2 separate regions of the Homo sapiens genome follow, and region 2 is linked to region 1. A link is a loop called in an ENCODE intact Hi-C map of the cell type or tissue named here. Cell type or tissue: PC-3. All regions are shown on one strand. Each heading gives the region's core, and the rest is flanking DNA. Links, peaks and the distances in the headings are about the cores only. Region 1 overlaps DTWD1 (DTW motif tRNA-uridine aminocarboxypropyltransferase 1). Region 2 has its middle 230 kb from the start of DTWD1.

Region 1 (2,935 bases), core at 203-2,702:
TTATGGAAAATTTAGCCCTACAGACCACTAAACCTCTTTGTTTTTCTTGTCTCTGGGTCTGAAATGGTGTTTTTAATGAAACCAATTAATTTTTCATTAATGATTTTAATTTATTTACAACATGGGAAAAAATGTGTGATATAAACTTATGAATACTAAAAAAAAAGTTTATAGACACCCTGAAGGAGCTCCAAACACTCATGTCTTTGGACTGCTCCTTGAGAAAATACTATTCTAGTAGAATTAGAGTTGATTTTCACCTAAGATTTTGTGACTTATCCTATACATGGGGATGGAGCAGATTTCATTGACCAAAATGAAAATAAAGTAAAATTTAAAAACTAAGACCAATTCCCTGGGCTGTGTTATCATTAGAGTGATTTTAAGCCCGATTTGATTGCTTACCTTTATACTTTTTGGGCTCACCAACACTACTTTTGTATAGGTAAAAGGTCTGTAGAACGTCATGTCTACATAATCAAAGAATTTATTATATATATGTTAACTTGTCTAACATTATCCCAAACTTTAGGAATAAATCAATTAATGTATAAAATTTGACTGTGTAAGACTTTAGAGAGACTAAATTCTACACATGGACTCATTAGAACTTGCCAGTAAAAAAAAAATAAGTTGTAGCTATATTTTAAAATTTGTTTTGATGATTTTAAAGTTCATTTGAATTTGAAGTAAGAAGAGTACTTTGACACTCATATTTTATTTGAATTTCAGTTTAGCCTATATCATCTTGGCCAGTCCATGGTCTCCTCAGCATCTAAAATCACATGTATAGGCTAATGGAAAGTTTACTAGCCAAGAATAAGTAAGTGTGGAATTTAATATGATCTTCACAGTTTGCTCCGAAAAAACAAGAACTTGAGGGTAATAATTATTTTCAAGTTTCCCATTATCTTACAGGAATGTTACATTTTGAAGTATGGTTTTTGAAGTATACGTAGAATTATTCTATTTTACATTTCTCTCATAGCCATGTAAAGAAGGGATTCCATTAAAAGTTTTATCCTAAGGTGTATTGTATTAAAAAATGGATTGCATATTATAATAATAATAATCAGTAATATAGTTACAGGGCTGATATTTTCATAGATATTTAATAATAGAGGGTATTTTCCAAATCAGTGGTCTAATATACACCATTTAATAGAAATGACTCAAGACATTAGTGTTTGATCATCTCTCAATGGTCTGGACTGTGCAGAGTTTTCTAAAGTGTTTATATTTTAATGGCCTTGTATAAAATTTGATACTTTAATATACATTAATGGTAATAACAGCTCTACAAAATGTCCTTTCCAATTTTTACTTTATTTTTATTTTAACAAATCATTCAGCATTTGCTTTTAGATAGCCTACTTGGGAAAGGAGGATGACAATATAATGAGTAATTCCCTCCCAATTTTAGTCTAGGGAATGCATTCATAAATATAGTCATATGTCTCCTAATGACAGGGATACATCCTGAGAAATGTGTCCTGAGAAATGAGTCGTTAGGCAAATTCACTGTTGTGCAAACATAATAGAATGTACTTACACAACCTTCATAGTATAGCCTACTATACACCTGGGCAATACCTATTGCTCCTAGCCTACAAAATCTGTACAGCATGTTATTGTACTGCATACTGTACACAGTTGTACACACAATGGTATTAGTGTATCTAAACAAATATAAGCATAGAAAAGTACAGTAGAAGTACAGTATAAAAATAGTAATCCTTTATGGGCACTTAGCATGAATGGAATTTGCAGGACTGGAAGTTTTTCTTGGTGAGTCAGTGGTGACTTGTGAGTGAATGTGAAGGCCTGTGATGTTACTGTACACTACTGTAGTTTTTATAAACACTGTATACTTAGGGTACACTACATTTATGAAAAATATTTTTCTTCAATAATAAATTAGCTTACTGTGACTTTTTTACTTTATAAACTTTTTAAAAAACTTGTGATAACACTTACATTTAAACACAAACACATTGCACAGCTGAACAAAAATATTTCTTTATGCTCTTATTCTGTAACCTTATTCCTATTTTTATTATTTATTTATTTTTACTTTTTAAACTTTTTTTGTTGAAAACCAAGACACAAACACGTTACCCTAGGCTTACACAGTGTCAGGATCATCAGTATCACTGTCTTCTTCCACCTCCACATCTTGTCCCACTGGAAGCTCTTCAGGGGTAATGTATGGAGCTGTCATCTCCTATGATAGCAATGCCTTCTTCTGGAATACCTCCTTAAGGACCTGCCTGAGGCTATTTTACAGTTAACATTTCTTTTTTCTAATTAGGATGAGTGTACTCTAAAACTAAAAAAATTAAGTGTAGTATAGCAAATATATAAACCAGTAACAGATTTATATTATCATTATTAAACATTATTGTATAGCATGCTTTTATATGACTGGCAGTGCAGTAAGTTTGTTTACATCAGCATCATCACAAGCATATAAGTACTGCACTGTGGTGCAATGTTACAATGGTTACACTTCGCTAGGCCATAGGCATTTAGAGCCTAGAATTTAAAAGGCTCTCTTGGGGAAAGTTGATAATCCCATGGGAAAATGCTTAGGTCTCCTTGTCAGTAGCATTTTGATAAACTTGGGCAGAAGGATTTGTGGTAAGTCTCTTTTATAAAACATAAGTGTTCGAGAGCAGATTGATATTCTTTACTTGTTTGAAAACAGAATGTCTCTACTCAGACTGCCCTCTGGTCAACACTATTTTTTTTTTTTAAACACAGTTAAGCTTTAATGTCCATACGAAGCCTCAGAGCAAATGTTTTTGTAGCTTGTAAAAAAGCAAATTTTTTTTCTTTCTTTTTTAATTATACTTTAAGTTCTTGGATACATGTGCAGAACTTGCAGGTTTGTTACATTGATACACATGTGCCCTGGTAGTTTGCTGCACCCATC
Region 2 (2,935 bases), core at 92-2,591, 220 kb after region 1:
GAAATGAAAGCTTCTACTTGTTCAGTGCATACCATGTGCCAGCCACCCTTTATGTTTTCTACACAGTGCCACCCATGCTCCCAGGAGCTCTATGATGCTGGTATTAATATACCCATTATACACATTAGGAAACTGAAACTCAGAGATGTCAAGTGCCTTGCCCCCAACCAGACAGCTGGTAAAGACATGAATTCAGGTATGCATGTCTCTAGACATGTTGCTTTGTATCAAATACAAATAATACTTCTTTATTATAGCACGTACTCCTGACATATTATTTTGCAAACTGTAAACTTCTTTGCTGTTCATTCACTTGTTTAATTCTTACTACAGCCCCACTATCAATTCTATTTGTGAGGGAATTAAGTCTAGAAAAATTAGATACAATTGCTCAAGATTCCATAGCCTGGCCAGGAACCCAGGTGTTCTATTCCAAGTGCAGGGCCATTTCACTGCCCACATATCCATGTGCCGGGCTCTGTTCCATGCTAACCTGAAGTCCCCTGAGAGAAAGCCTGTGTTTGATGCTGCTTCTGTATTTCCCACTGATGCCAGATATGCAGCCTGTTGCTTCATTAATTGATTTGCCAAGAAGTAGCAAGAATGTCCCCAAGACACAGCCAGACCCTAAGGACTTGAAGAATGAAACCACAGCAATTCTTTGGGGGCTGAAAATAACTGCTGAGAAGACATGACTGTGGGTTATTTTTAGTGCCATGAATAAGTTGTATTCTAGAAAAAACAAACAAAACTCCAACCTTTCAGTCACCATTTTTGAAGGAATGATTCTCAACTATCTACATCAACTAACAGAAGCAAACAGCAAAAGCGAAAGAAGTGACCTGCCCATGACCAAAGGATGGATCAGTGGAAGAAAGTCAACTTCCTTTCTCCTTCTCCCCCAAAAGTTTCCAATTTAAATCCCCAAAATCTCCAATTTAAATCCCAGTTATCTGTCTATGACACAACAATGTCTCTTTAGCCATATCCCATCTCGTTTCGTAAAGGATTCAAAGTAGCTTGCAACATGAATAGATATAATAAGCAATGATAAAATATAAACAAGTAAAGACTACCAAGGCTGAGGAACATGTAAATATAAGAAGTCAAGTCCAAGAAAAAATGCCTTATTAGTCAGAGAGGAAACTGTCTAAAGCCCAAAAGACTGCACTGCATTTAAAATAGATCTTCCATGCATGAGGTTTAGTTGATGAGGTATTTTTAGGGGCTCAGTCACTACTGTGGGTTTTACTCCTTGCCGGATATTGATCCAAAAGAATAATTGAAGCAATGAAACTATAGAATTTATCTCCAGGATGTGGTCAGCACACAATATTCATGCCTCCTTGGTTAAATAAGAGACGTGTTTTCCAAGTCTAATGTTGCCAAAAAGACCACGTCAGTGCTTTCTGTGGAATGGAACTCTTATTTCAACAGTAAGTCTGAATCATGACCATTTATTTATTTAACAGATATTGTGACAATAAATTATCTGCCAGGAACTGTGCAATGCATTGCTAATTCAAAGACAAGACATAGACCCTCTCTTACAGGACTTCTCTCTCTGGAGGAGCAGAGAGGCTTGTAAATATACAATAAGTAAAAACATAACAAGTATGATTAGAGAGGAATGCATAAGGAGTTGTAGAAGCAGGGATAGAGACAACCATGTCACTGAGGTTAGCAAGCACATCTTAACTTCTAATCTAACATCTTGTAACACATCTAGTTATAAGGATGCAGAGCTTCTGGGTTGGCAGAGGTGGGGTGAGCATTCTTAATTGAGTGGAACTGATAGAATCATAGAAGAAAGAACTTCCTTTTGTGACTTGCTGAACATCTCCATATTTCTGATTTGATTTTGTGGAGAAGTAAGGCAGACAAATGCAGCAGTGCCATCTCAAAAAGTGGCGGCCAGCAGGAATAGGACAGAGGAGTGTGAAGAAATGCTGTGGCAAGTATTTTGTCATATCCAGGTTAGTGAGACGAATTTCTTGGCAGTATAGGCATATTGTTCTTGGCAATTCTGTATATGGTAAAGGGAACTTCAGGATCCAAATCAACTTTCTGGCTGACTATGCATCCATTCAAACCACCTATGATCACATTTAAAACAAAAATCTAGCATCTCAAGAGAGATTTAAAATGGAAGGTTTCTTTGCCAGTGATCTGCACCAAAAACTGGAAGCCAGCAATCAAAAGTGAACAAGTGTTTCAAACTTTCAGGCCTCTGATGCCTGACTCAAAAATCTGAAGCATCCCCTTCCTGCTGACCCAGCTAAAGAATACTTTGGTGATCATACAAAAATATAATATTAATATACTATATTCATACTATAGTTATATATAACATTTTCAGATTATACATATTTATATGTATAAATATATATTTACATTTATATAGTATAGTATGAACGCTGAATAATTTATAAAATTATGATTGGCAAAAAGCAACTTGCTTAGAATTTACAGTGATTGATTATTTATATGTATAAATATATATTTATATAGTATAGTATGAATGCTGAATAATTTATAAAATTATTATAGGCAAAAAGCAACTTGCTTAGAATTTACAGTGATTGATTCCAGCATATGTATCTGAAGAAGCACCAAAGCAGGGGTCCATGGAAAATGGACACTTGCCTAGTGTTAGCTCAAGTCAGGTTCTGACTTTCTCCTGTAGAAACAAAAGCAGATAAGGTAACTTTCAAAGAAAATTCTTTTTTTTTTCCTTAAACTGACTCATAGCTTAGAAGTTGAGAAAATAAAGAAACAGCTAAGAAATATTGAAGGGTGTTGAATGTCTAAGGGAATCAGATAAAAAAGAAGAGCCTTAATAGGAAGTGTGCACATTTGTGACCAAAAATTAAGCTACCAGAAACTATGAAGAATGAATCCAGAAGTCTTAGCTAGAGAAATCATGCAAGAGAAA

What was found. A loop is a pair of places that touch in the nucleus more often than their neighbours do. Peaks named below come from ENCODE experiments on the same cell type or tissue, not always from the same donor. Only the 100,000 strongest peaks of a DNase experiment are listed, where the experiment ranks them.
Region 2: a loop joins it to region 1, with 3 times the contacts of the local background. A loop is called at or near these places in 5 of 110 quality-filtered maps.

The regions. Positions count from the first base shown.
Region 1 is chr15:49,626,012-49,628,946 of GRCh38, forward strand. All of the region lies in intron 2 of DTWD1 (DTW motif tRNA-uridine aminocarboxypropyltransferase 1), which reads left to right. Among named protein-coding and RNA genes, the nearest start is that of DTWD1, 6.4 kb to the left of the region's middle. RefSeq lists an enhancer at 1-314. In PC-3, for the core only: no CTCF peak of the experiment used is centred there; a DNase peak (open chromatin) is centred at 1,630; H3K4me3 peaks cover 807 bases; H3K27ac peaks cover 2,495 bases.
Region 2 is chr15:49,846,990-49,849,924 of GRCh38, forward strand. No RefSeq gene overlaps it. Among named protein-coding and RNA genes, the nearest start is that of DTWD1, 230 kb to the left of the region's middle. In PC-3, for the core only: no CTCF peak of the experiment used is centred there; a DNase peak (open chromatin) is centred at 1,342; H3K4me3 peaks cover 579 bases; H3K27ac peaks cover 2,152 bases.